Regions from separate parts of the Homo sapiens genome. Here region 1 is linked to region 2. A link is a loop called in an ENCODE intact Hi-C map of the cell type or tissue named here. Cell type or tissue: dorsolateral prefrontal cortex. All regions are shown on one strand. Links, peaks and the distances in the headings refer to the core of each region. The heading gives the core; the rest is flanking DNA.

Evidence for each region. A loop is a pair of places that touch in the nucleus more often than their neighbours do. Peaks named below come from ENCODE experiments on the same cell type or tissue, not always from the same donor. Only the 100,000 strongest peaks of a DNase experiment are listed, where the experiment ranks them.
Region 1: a loop joins it to region 2, with 2.7 times the contacts of the local background. A loop is called at or near these places in 3 of 110 quality-filtered maps.

The regions. Positions count from the first base shown.
Region 1 is chr3:72,379,509-72,384,888 of GRCh38, reverse strand. All of the region lies in intron 1 of RYBP (RING1 and YY1 binding protein), which reads left to right. Among named protein-coding and RNA genes, the nearest start is that of RYBP, 64 kb to the left of the region's middle. In dorsolateral prefrontal cortex, for the core only: no CTCF peak of the experiment used is centred there; no DNase peak of the experiment used is centred there; H3K4me3 peaks cover 2,393 bases; H3K27ac peaks cover 5,000 bases.
Region 2 is chr3:72,285,739-72,291,118 of GRCh38, reverse strand. All of the region lies in intron 5 of LOC105377158 (a long non-coding RNA gene), which reads left to right. Among named protein-coding and RNA genes, the nearest start is that of LINC00870, 140 kb to the right of the region's middle. RefSeq lists a cis regulatory region at 1,056-2,292. In dorsolateral prefrontal cortex, for the core only: no CTCF peak of the experiment used is centred there; DNase peaks (open chromatin) are centred at 1,798 and 2,068; H3K4me3 peaks cover 1,402 bases; H3K27ac peaks cover 3,398 bases.

The sequences.
Region 1 (5,380 bases), core at 208-5,207, 94 kb before region 2:
TAGCTGAGATCCAGAGAAGTATATGAGAAATGAGCAGTAAGATCTCAGGTTGCACAAGAGGAAAAGGAAAACAAGAGTAGTACACGGGGGAAATGCCTCTTTAAAAAATAACTGTTTTGCCTGTGCTCCCTGAAAGTGGTATCGGTACACATACCAAAGCAATCCAGAAAAGGTGTCTTGTTTTCTGTTCTCATTTGTGCTCGTGTACATTTGAACTCTCTGAAGTTTTTCCTTTCCAGACACTAAGAATGCCCCAGATAAAGATCTGCTTCACTTTTTATAGAATGGACTCTTTTCTAAAATGTTAGCTGTTTAAATGCAAATAAATATTTTCCTGATGATGTCTATTATTGAAGTTTCATAGCACATTTTCACTTACATGCTACTAAAATGGCAACAATAAACCTGTAAAATAATATTTCAAGAAGACACCCTTGTCATAAGAAAATATAGTCGTGAAGAAGATACAAAAAGCTTGTTTGCTAAATTTATGAGGGAAACTGTGTTTACTATCTTGAATCTCTGGTCTTTTTTTTTTTTTTTTTTTGGAGATTGGTGGTGGCGGTGGTGATGATTGATTGGTTTTAATTTGAGACTTAGACACCAAAAGTTGTAGGCCATGGGCTCTGATCTAATATTTACCACTGTATTGTGAAGGTGTTTAACTGCTTATTTAACGTTAGTTGGGGAAACTTGAATGATCTCGGAGACTCAGACTGTCAGCTTCGTATTGAAGAAATGACTTGCCACAACATGTTGAAAGTTTTGCCCATTAAATGAGTGCTATTTACAGTGTGTTGTATGACACTTAGAAGACTTCATTAAGCAATGCGAATTTGTGGGAAGTCACTGTTTCTCACTCATCAGCAGTGTTAAATATCATAATATGGGTGTTCATTCCTTACAGAGAATGTTCTGAAGGCAGTGGAAAGCAAGGAAAACATTCTTGCCTGTTCCCTCTGCCCCCTTTTCTTTTCTTAAGGACAACCAAGTAGTCCCCTTCTTGCCGGAGTAAGGCACGGTGAGGCTAACAGGTGGCAGTGGTGTTCTCAGGGAGGAGTCCAGCTAAACTGTAACTTGGGGACCTGAGTTTTTCAACCCCTAGTACCCTCATCACCCTTTTCATCTCACATTGCCACCCCTGACACACACGCAAGGCTGTACTCTTCAAAGGCATACCTGTAGAGTGTTTAAGGATACCTGAAGATAAGAGGAGTCCATGAAGAGTTCAGATGGAGCTGAACCTTGGATGAATTTCTTAACTCTTTCTGCTCCTCAGTCTTCCTAATTTGTAAAATGGAGATGACAGTTCCTCCTTGAGGGGAGGTTGTGCTGACTCTGACTTCTTGATGTGCCTGTCCTGTGATAGCTTTGAAAAGGTTCTACCTGTCTCCCATGTTGGGTACATTTGTAAAGTTTAACCAACCTGGAGAGCCTGGCACAGCATCCCAGGAGTGGAATGTGGGAGTGTGCATAGCTCTCAATGGAAATTGGACTTTCTCATTCTTCCACTTGCCACGCAGCGAAGAGAGTATTAGCCCAGAAGTGGGGAGGGGACAGATTTCAAGAGCTGCCAGAACAGCTCTGATGGTGCAGTATCTTTATATGGGAGGGCTCAGCCTGGTCGCCCTTGTATTTTTCTTTTCCTTCGCCTTCCAAAAGGTGAATTTCCCTACCTCATCCCCTGCCCCCCAACTCTAGGAGTACTGTGGCATTTATTGGGAGAACTAGTTTGAAAAAGCAGTTATGCTAATTAAGATGATAAATGCTCACCTGTTGTTGAGGGGTTTGGGTGGGGAAGGGGGGCAAGTGATGGTTTAAGAGTTAGGTTGTCATTTAAGGACACATAGAAGACATTCAGAACACAGCAGCAGTTTTCAAACAACACAGGTAGTTTAGCAGATGCCCCATTTTTCTTGGTAATAACCAGATCCCAAATAGTCTTGCGGCCTTTTCATTTGTGAAGTTTTGGTTTGTTGACCAACAGAGGGAGAAACGCTTCACCGTACTAGTCAAACATTTTCTTAGGAGCAAGTGAGACATTCACCCAGTTGTGCTTATATGTTGCATTTTAGGAGGACTTATGGCTGAAATTTACCTTTTGTACATACAGACTTCATCCTGTAGATACCAGATTGTGTTGCATGCACTGAAGAATTCTGAGCGTGCATTTGCTGAACTGTTGAATGATAGCAGTGGCAGAACCATCCAGAGGGCACCTTACATGTTGTCTACAGTGTGCCAATAAATAGTCCTGGCAGACGGGCCGTGTTTTAGGGAATAAGTCATTTTGGATAAGCATGATCTCTGGGTAGTGGAGACCTGCTTCTTTTAGGCATACTATATTCATGCTATTAAGGGTAATTTGTGAGATGCGAGTAAATTTCCTTTTCTCTCTCTGTTCATCACTTGCTCTCTTTTCTCCTATACTGTCCAAACCAGGCACTGCTTTCGATCTCCGTGGTTCATTTAATCTCTTTTCTGATTTCTCATTTCCAAATTCTGCTCACGACCCCTACACTACCTCTGCCATATTGCCTGCCTCCCTGTGAAGGGAGAGGCCAACTGAGAGAACGTCCTCAGATTGTCATCTTTCTAGTAAAAATGTCACTTTATCTTTACCTAGCATCTCTCTTATGTCTCAGCAGAAAGTGTCCCCATTTCTTTCCCCAGGACTTCTGTTTGATTGTGTTCTTTCTCTCCCTTTGACCAGTGATTTAACCTCTCTGTCTTGCATGCCCTCTATCGTTCTCCCTTTTTGATTGTACAGCATCATCCAAGACCCTATTTCCTACAGAAATTCTTCTCAGTTTGCTTGGGTAATAAGCAGAGCAATCTCTTAATTCAGCACCACAGTTCTGAGGTAAGGAAGAGCTCCTGTGCTCTTCGTCTGACAACCTTCAGGCTCTTAATTCTTGCCGCCCTCATCCCACATAGCCTGCTCTCCTAAAAGTCACCAGCGACCTCGATTTCCAAAGCTTGGGCCCTTTTCTCAATTTGCATCCTACTTTGTCTTTCTCTGCAGTGTTCATTTATTCATCCAGTAGATAATTTTATTGAGTACCTAGCACTGCTTAATGCCACGATGACAAAGATGATTAAATGTGGTCTTTGCTGTGGAGTAGTACACAGTTGATTGACAGTTACAGTGTAATGTGTTAAGTGACAACTTTTATAGGTTGTCCTGGAGTAAGGTAGGCTCCTCCGTCTCAAGATTGGATGGGCCTGGTGATTAGGCTGAGATTTCTCTGGGGCCAAGCACGTGGCTTACCTTTGATTCTCTCTGTGTTTAGGATAGTCTTAAATTGGTGTTCAGCTGTCCTCTCTTGTTCTTGGATCAGATTTCTCTGGCGTAAAGTACCCATACTGGCTTAATTGAAACTCTTCATCAGGGTGTAGTTTCCCATAAAGTTTGAGTGGTTTATTCACATTATTAACTCTGGCTACATTATTTCATTTTAACACCTAAATATTGGTTAATGTATGGTAGTTTATTTTAGCACTAATTTAAACTGTTTGGTAATCCCTCTAGACATCTAATCTGTGGCCCCAGTGAGTGCATGTGCAATGTTTTGTAGCGGTCATTTTTTTTTAAGTATTAACACAATCATACTTCCTCTTTAAAAGGAGTAAAATGTGTTAGAATGGCTACTGCTGCTGTTAGAATCTGTGAAAAAGGGAAAGTCACCTTTCACCTAGGGGGTCCTGTGTGTTTCTTGGAAGAGAGGGGCCTAGAGTAAGTACATGCCCCTTCTCCAGGGTGCTTTCACATGTGTTTGAATCCATCCCTTGTCACTTGTGATCCAGGCTCAGGTAATACAAGGTTTCGTGGTATGCCATCCCATGACCAAAACTTGTATTGCTAGAGGCCACGACCAGTACTGAAACACTCAGAATATACCCAGTTCAATGCTCAGATTAACTTTGATACTGTCATGGCATAAGCATCTGTCCCTACCTCTCCTGCGTCACCTGTCAGCTGTATCATAGCCACTGCCCAAGAGGTGCTCCAGTAACCACACTTAGCTTAGGGAGCCAACATATCATGCACCTAGTGACTCTCATTTTGTTTCCTGGTAAAGAATAGCAACATTGGCCAGGTGCAGTGGCTCACACCATATTACCCCCAAGCACTTTGGGAGGCCGAGGCGGGTGGATCGGGAGTTCGAGACCAGCCTGGCCAACATGGTGAAACCCCGTCTTTACTAAAAATACAAAAATAGCCAGGTATGGTGGCAGGCGCCTGCAGTCCAACCAAGCTACTCAGGAGGCTGAATCAGGAGAATCGCTCAAACCTGGAAGGTGGAGGTTGTAGTGAGCCAAGATCGTGCCACTGCATTCCAGCCTGGGCAACAGAGTGAGACTGTCTCAAAACAAAAAAGAATAGCAGCATTAGGTAAGAATGCAGCAGCTTTGTTTTGGGTTTTGTTTTTAGATTTTTGTTTTCTAATCCTCCACCGCTGACTCTCCCATTGATGAGTCAGACTTGGTCTGTCCAGTTATTTTTCTCCAGTCCCTTTCTCCATCCTGGGGAATTGGAGAGGGAGCTATCGGTTCTGAAGGGGACTATTACATTGTGGCAGCCAGTTGTTTTACTTTGTTAATGAACCATTCGTATATTTGTTTTCCATCTTAAACTTGGAGAGTTTATTATATTGTAAATGTCTATCTAGATGGGAATGTCTTGGAGAGTTAATATTATTTAGAAATAAAGCATAGGCATTCCTGTCTCCCTTTCTCATTTAGGGCTGTGAATGGTCATGCATTGTGAAAGTGTTTGGCATCTCTTAGAATTTGTGAACAATAGTGCTAAGAGCCAGTGTCAGTTGGAGATTGGCACAGACATAATGGTTTATGGCACAATGAATGTGTCACTTGTGTATGATTTTTTTACAGTGACTTTCAGTCTTCACTCCCTTGGGAGCTAGTATGAGCCATAGTTACCTTTGTTGCTCTCTATGTGTTGTCTGTGCCAATCACAGAGCTGCAGGGGAACAGAACAAGTTGGAATAATTAGATTGAGGAGTGAATGTCACACTTCTAATTTCATTCTCTTTTCAAGGGATTACCAGTGTCCATTTAATAAAATGAGATTAACCCTCTGCAGCAGGAGTACTTGAAAGCTGTCAGTCAGTATAATCTTGACGGCTTGAAAGAAGTAGTGTTCTCAGCACTCTTAGAAACACTGTCATGTTTTATTGGCTCAAAAACTATTTTACTGCACAGGGATGTGTATGTTAGTGTTATCACATGTGAATGTATCATTTCCTTTGAAAAAGGAAAAGTTTAGTATCCATACTAAATAATCCATACAAAATAATGCAGAAATAACATGAACCTTATAATTTAGTTTTGAGTTGGCAGATATCAGTAATAAAAT
Region 2 (5,380 bases), core at 56-5,055:
TTTTCTCTCCCACCCTCTCTTTCCCGGTCCTCTGTTTATTTAGTCAGTTTCTCTCCACTGTCTGACTGTCTTTCTATCTCTTTCCGTTCCTATCTTTGCTTCTCTCTGTCTCAATGTCTGCCTGTCTGTTTCTGTCTCTTCCTCTCTCCATGTCCCCGTCCCCTCTCCACCACGCATTTGACATAGGGCACTGAGTGACTGTGGAGGACAAATGCGTCCCGAAGTTTCCCTCCACTCCCACTTAGAAGGCAGAGCCTGCAGAGGAACAAATGGGACAGGGCACATAGGGCGCCTGGGACCTCTGAGTGTACGAACAACCTTAGCGATGACTTCTGTTTCTGTTAGACTGTGAACTCCTTGAAGACAAGAGCACATCTGAATTACCTTTGAATAATCAATAACTAGCACAGGGCCTGGTATGTTGCTGATGTTCAGTAAACATTTATTTACATGAGTAAGTGATAGAATGAAAAAAAACACATTTTTTTTTTCTATCAAGTAAAATTTACTCATGACCATTTTGGGCTATCAGGACCTCTTTTTTTTTTTTTTTTTTTTTTTTTTTTTTTTTTTTTTGAGATAGGGTCTTGCTCTGTCGCCCAGGCTAGAGTGCAGTGACATGATCACGGCTCACTGCAACCTTGACCTTCAGGGCTCAAGTGATCCTCCTACCTCAGCCTCCCAAGTAGCTGAGACCGCAGGGGCATGCCGCTATGCCCGCTAATTGTTAAAATTTTGTAGAAACGGGGTCTCACCATGTTGGCAAGGCTGATCTCAAACCCCTGGGCTCAAGCGATCTTCCCGCCTTGGCTTCTCAAAGTGTTGGAAATATAGGTGTAAGCCACTGAGCCTAGCCTGTCTTTATCATTTTAAGTGAGTGCCCCCTCAGATAGAGAAACCAAAGTCAGTTTTTAAACCCTTGCTTTTTTAACTCTAATCCTCCTGGCACCATCACCACCCCTTAAACCTCCCATTCCAGAATATTCCAGAATGTACCAGGCTGTTCTTAGCTGTAGGGTCTTTGCACTTTTGATTCTCCCTGCTAACTCCTGTTCATTCTTTCCATTTCCTCGTGGATGTACCATTCTCCTTCCCTGACTGCCAGGCTAGATTTGGCTTTCCCCTTCTGTTCTTCCACAGTAGGCCATGCACACACCTACTTAACTTGCCTCCTCCCTCTGAACTGTAGGCTGCTTGAGGGAAGGGAGTGGGGCTTTCCTCACCTTATCTAGGACCTCGCACGGGTCCTGTAGTTCCTACAAGTTTGCCAATACGTCCTGAGCATTGTAACTCCTGGGGAGTTGCTGGGAAGTGCCAGTGGCTAAGTGATAGCTCCTAGCTCTATCTCTAGTTTTTAGCAGTTAAAAGACAATCTTGTCCAAGAATGAGAAGACCACACAAAATGCAGGTGGAGGAGACCAGTCTGGGGAAGCCACTTCCGGGCACCCAGGAACGCCTTGCTGGCTGTACCTCGGCTGGGGCAGGAGCCCGCACGAGAGTTACTTGCCCTTCAGCTTCCATGTTAGACAGGTTGGTTCTCAGCCAGGCTGAGCCCCAGGCACAGAAATAACTACCTGCTCAGACTGGTGGTTCCACCCCCCATCTCCTGCAATATTTTTTCAACAGGAGGAAGTGAAATGAATTAATTATGAGCCGTGTGTGTTCACATGCATGCGTTCTGTTGCCGAGCTCCCGTTCTTGAAATGTGCAATCCCAATTGCAAATGAAACGCTCCCATCCTACCCCGTGCTCCAGAGGGTTTTCATAACAGCGCCTTTGTGGGCTCCCTTGAATGTCTGCCATGCCAAGGAGGCCGCACATTCCTCCGGCGGCTGCCTCGCTGGGCTTTGAGGAAATCTGCTGGCGGCAGCCCCAGTTTGCAGGAGGTGGGAGGGCATGTCGGAAACGTTGCTCTTAATCTGCCCATCTCCCCTTGAGCCCCCAGCAGCCCAGGGAGGAGGGGTTCAGATAAAGCCACATGCAGCAGGCAGATTAAGAGCTGCTGTTTTTATCGCTGCTTTCAGAGTCTCATGTCACATGGGCATTAGCAAGCAGGGGCGAGCAGGGGGGCACGCAGGGATGGGGGAGAAGGGCTGGCACCGCCCACCCCAGCAGCCGTCATGGCCCTGCCTGGAATCACTCGTGGGCAGCTGTAGCAAGGAGTGAAAGACAAAAATGATCCTGAATTGTGGCCTGGAAATATGAGCTTTGTATAGAGGCTCGTGGTGTTTAATGTTCAGAATATTAAATGTAACTGTGATGATAATGACAGCAACTGACATTCACTGTACGCTTACTAAATATTTTTCATATATTATTTAAATTGATCTTCATCATAAGTCTGTGGTGCAGGCACTGCTCTGATTCCCATTTTTCAGGGGGAGCCTTAAAGGAGGTCAGGAATGTGTGGGGGTCTCATGGTAGTCAGCAGTGGAGGTGGGACTTGAACTCGAGGAGCCTGGCTTAGGAGCCTGCGCATTGGCTTTCTCCTCCTTAAAGCCAGGGTGGGCTACAGCAGACAATACTGTTTAGAAGAGCACATGATGGACTTCAGCCTGTCACAGAGCTGTGTTCAGCTTCCAGCTCTGCAGCTTCCTACCTGGGGGCTCTCAAGAGGGTCGCTTCACCTCTCAGGGCCTCAATTTCCTCTGTGTGATACCTGGAGAAGCACACCTGTCTCACAGCTGCTGTCACGATTGAAGAATATAACACATATAAGGTGCCTGGTGGGCATCAAATTGCATCCCTCCAAAAAGATATGTTGAAGCCTTAACCCCCAGTTCCTGAGAATGGGACTTTATTTGGAAATAGGATTGTTGCAGATGTAATTAGTTGAGGTCACTGGGTGAGATGGGCCCTTTCCAATGTGGTTGGTGTTCTTAAAGGGGGAAATTGGGACACAGAGCCAGATACACACAGAGCTAAGACTCAGAGAAGATGGGCCTGTGAGGGCAGAGGTAAGTTATGTGGCCACAAGCCAAGGAACACCGATGATTGTTAAGAACTGCCTTGGCAAGGTGGATTCTTTCCCAGAGCCTTCAGAGGGAGCACAGCCCAGCTGAAGCCTTGATTTTGGACTAGCCTCCAGGACTGGGAGAGAATACACTGTCATTTAAAGCCACCCAGTTTTTGGTACAGTCATCACTTGGTATCCATGGGGGATTGGTTTCAGGACCCCCGTGCACCCAAAATCCAAGGATACTCAAGTCCTTGATATAAAATGGCATAGTATTTGCATATAAACTATGCACACCTTCCTATATACCTTAAACCATCTCCAGATTCCTGATAATATCTAATACAATATAAATGCCACGTAAGTACTTGTTATGTCATATTGTTTAGGGAATAATGACAGGAAAAAAAAGTCTGTGCATGTTCAGTACAGATGTAGTTTTTCCCCCTGAATATTCTTGATTCCATAGATGTGGAACCCACAGATGCAGAGGGCTGACCGTGCTTTGCTATGGCAGCCTGAGCAAATGAAAGCAGTGCTAATGATCATAGAGGCCGCCAGTGCCTGCACTTCTTCTCCAGGCCACCCTGGAGTCACCTGCAGCTTGGTGTGCACAGCATGGCTCTTACCTCAAGCACCAGTGTCTCCCTGCCCAAAGGTTCTCTCTGAATGCAGAGCAAGCCTAGCAGGGCACCGAGGAGGCTGCAAGTGCCAAGAATGAATGCCCTGTGAACAGCCCTCAGTCAGTGAGGACTGCGAGCTGCGGGGTGGATACCCAGCCTCCCTATCTCTGGACAGGATGATTTTGAGTTGTAATCTATGCAGCCTCTCAGAGAATGTCCAGGGGGATTGAGCTCCAGTTGCTCATAGTGGTAACTCATTTATTAATGTCACCTTCCATCCTTATTTCCCTTCCCTTCTCTCCTACTGGTGCTTCCTAATATCACCTCCTAATAAACTGTACTCCAAGCCTTGTCTTGGGGTCTGCTTTGGGGGAGAACCAAGAGAAAGACAGGCATGGGATGATACTCAGTCAAACAGCCCCTGCTTTATCTTCCTGATTACAATTTCAGCCAGAGGCTGGCATCCTTGAGCTAAATGGACCAGTAGCTAGTCTTTGACCAACTGGGAAACTTTGAAGACCCTAAAGGTCCCTGCCCCCAGCAAAAAGCTCTAGCATCTTAGGGAGATGAAGATGACATCAACGATGATGGAGACGGCAATTTACAGGAGTGGGGAAATGACATTAATCAGAATTCTTGGGCACAGCCCTTGGGAGGCTGCTGTCTGGTGGGACTACTCCCCACAGAATCTCAGGGAAGGCTAAGCTGTTGCTTCTCAGGGGCCATTTGAGGCAGAGGGTCATGGGTGGGGAGCCTGGGCTTTTAGAAGGGAGCAGAGGCCAGGGGAGAGATGGTGGGACTCCGAGGGAGAAGATGTGGGCAGGATAATCTCTCCTGGTGACTCCTCAAGCCTTCTGGAAAGTTACTAAGCTGTGCAATTCATGCAGGTGGCAGGATTCTTGTAAAGCAAGTGAAGGGGCCAGGGTCCATGTACAGTCCAAACTGAGCAGGCACAGCAGACACAAAGGTGGAGAAGTAAGGTGGGCAACCTGTTGCCATTGTGGGAAGGGCCCTGGCATCATGCAGGCTGGGTGCAGGGGTCTGAGCCGAGTTGACCCAAATCCCAAGGGACAGAGTAGCATGGAGCAGACATTGGTCATTTGTGGCTGCCCATCACTCAGAAACCCTCTTCCTCCATTTTAGGCAATTTTCCTTGTTTTGAGTCCAGCCTTAACAGGATGGAAGGAAGCAGACATGCATTGCTGGACTCCCTGGCATTTCACAACATGACCCTGCAAGGGCCTGCACATTCGAGGGCCCCACGGGAGCCCAGTGTTCAGAAGTGAGCACTCCGAGGACACGGCCACACAAAGGGAACCCCATCATCTGGCAAGCACAGTGGCCAAGGAATTCTGCCCTTCAGGGGCAGTCGAGAGGGGCCCTGGATAGTGGTTCTGTGTGTCTGAGGAGCTTTCCTCAATGACAGAAGAGCAGTGTTTTCTCAGAAGTCCCCACGGTGTGGCCGGACATGGCTCCTGGCTGTGAAGCTTCAGAGTGGCCTTCCGTACATAGTCCTCCTCGGGTTGCTGTGCTGTGAGCGAGCTTATCTCCTCTAATACATTATTTTTTTTTCTGGTTAAGCAAGCGTGAGTAGATTCTGTTATTTGTCCTTAACAATCCTGCCCAATATGGGTCTGAGTGACTTCTAGATCTCAAAAATAACAGTCAACATTTACTGAGGGTTTAGTAGGAGGCTGGCTGTATCTTACATAGCTTGCATGCATTATTTCAATAGATTATCCCAACAACCACATATGACAGAGGGGGGAGCCTGTGGGGAACTGGATGGCAGGCTCAGGGC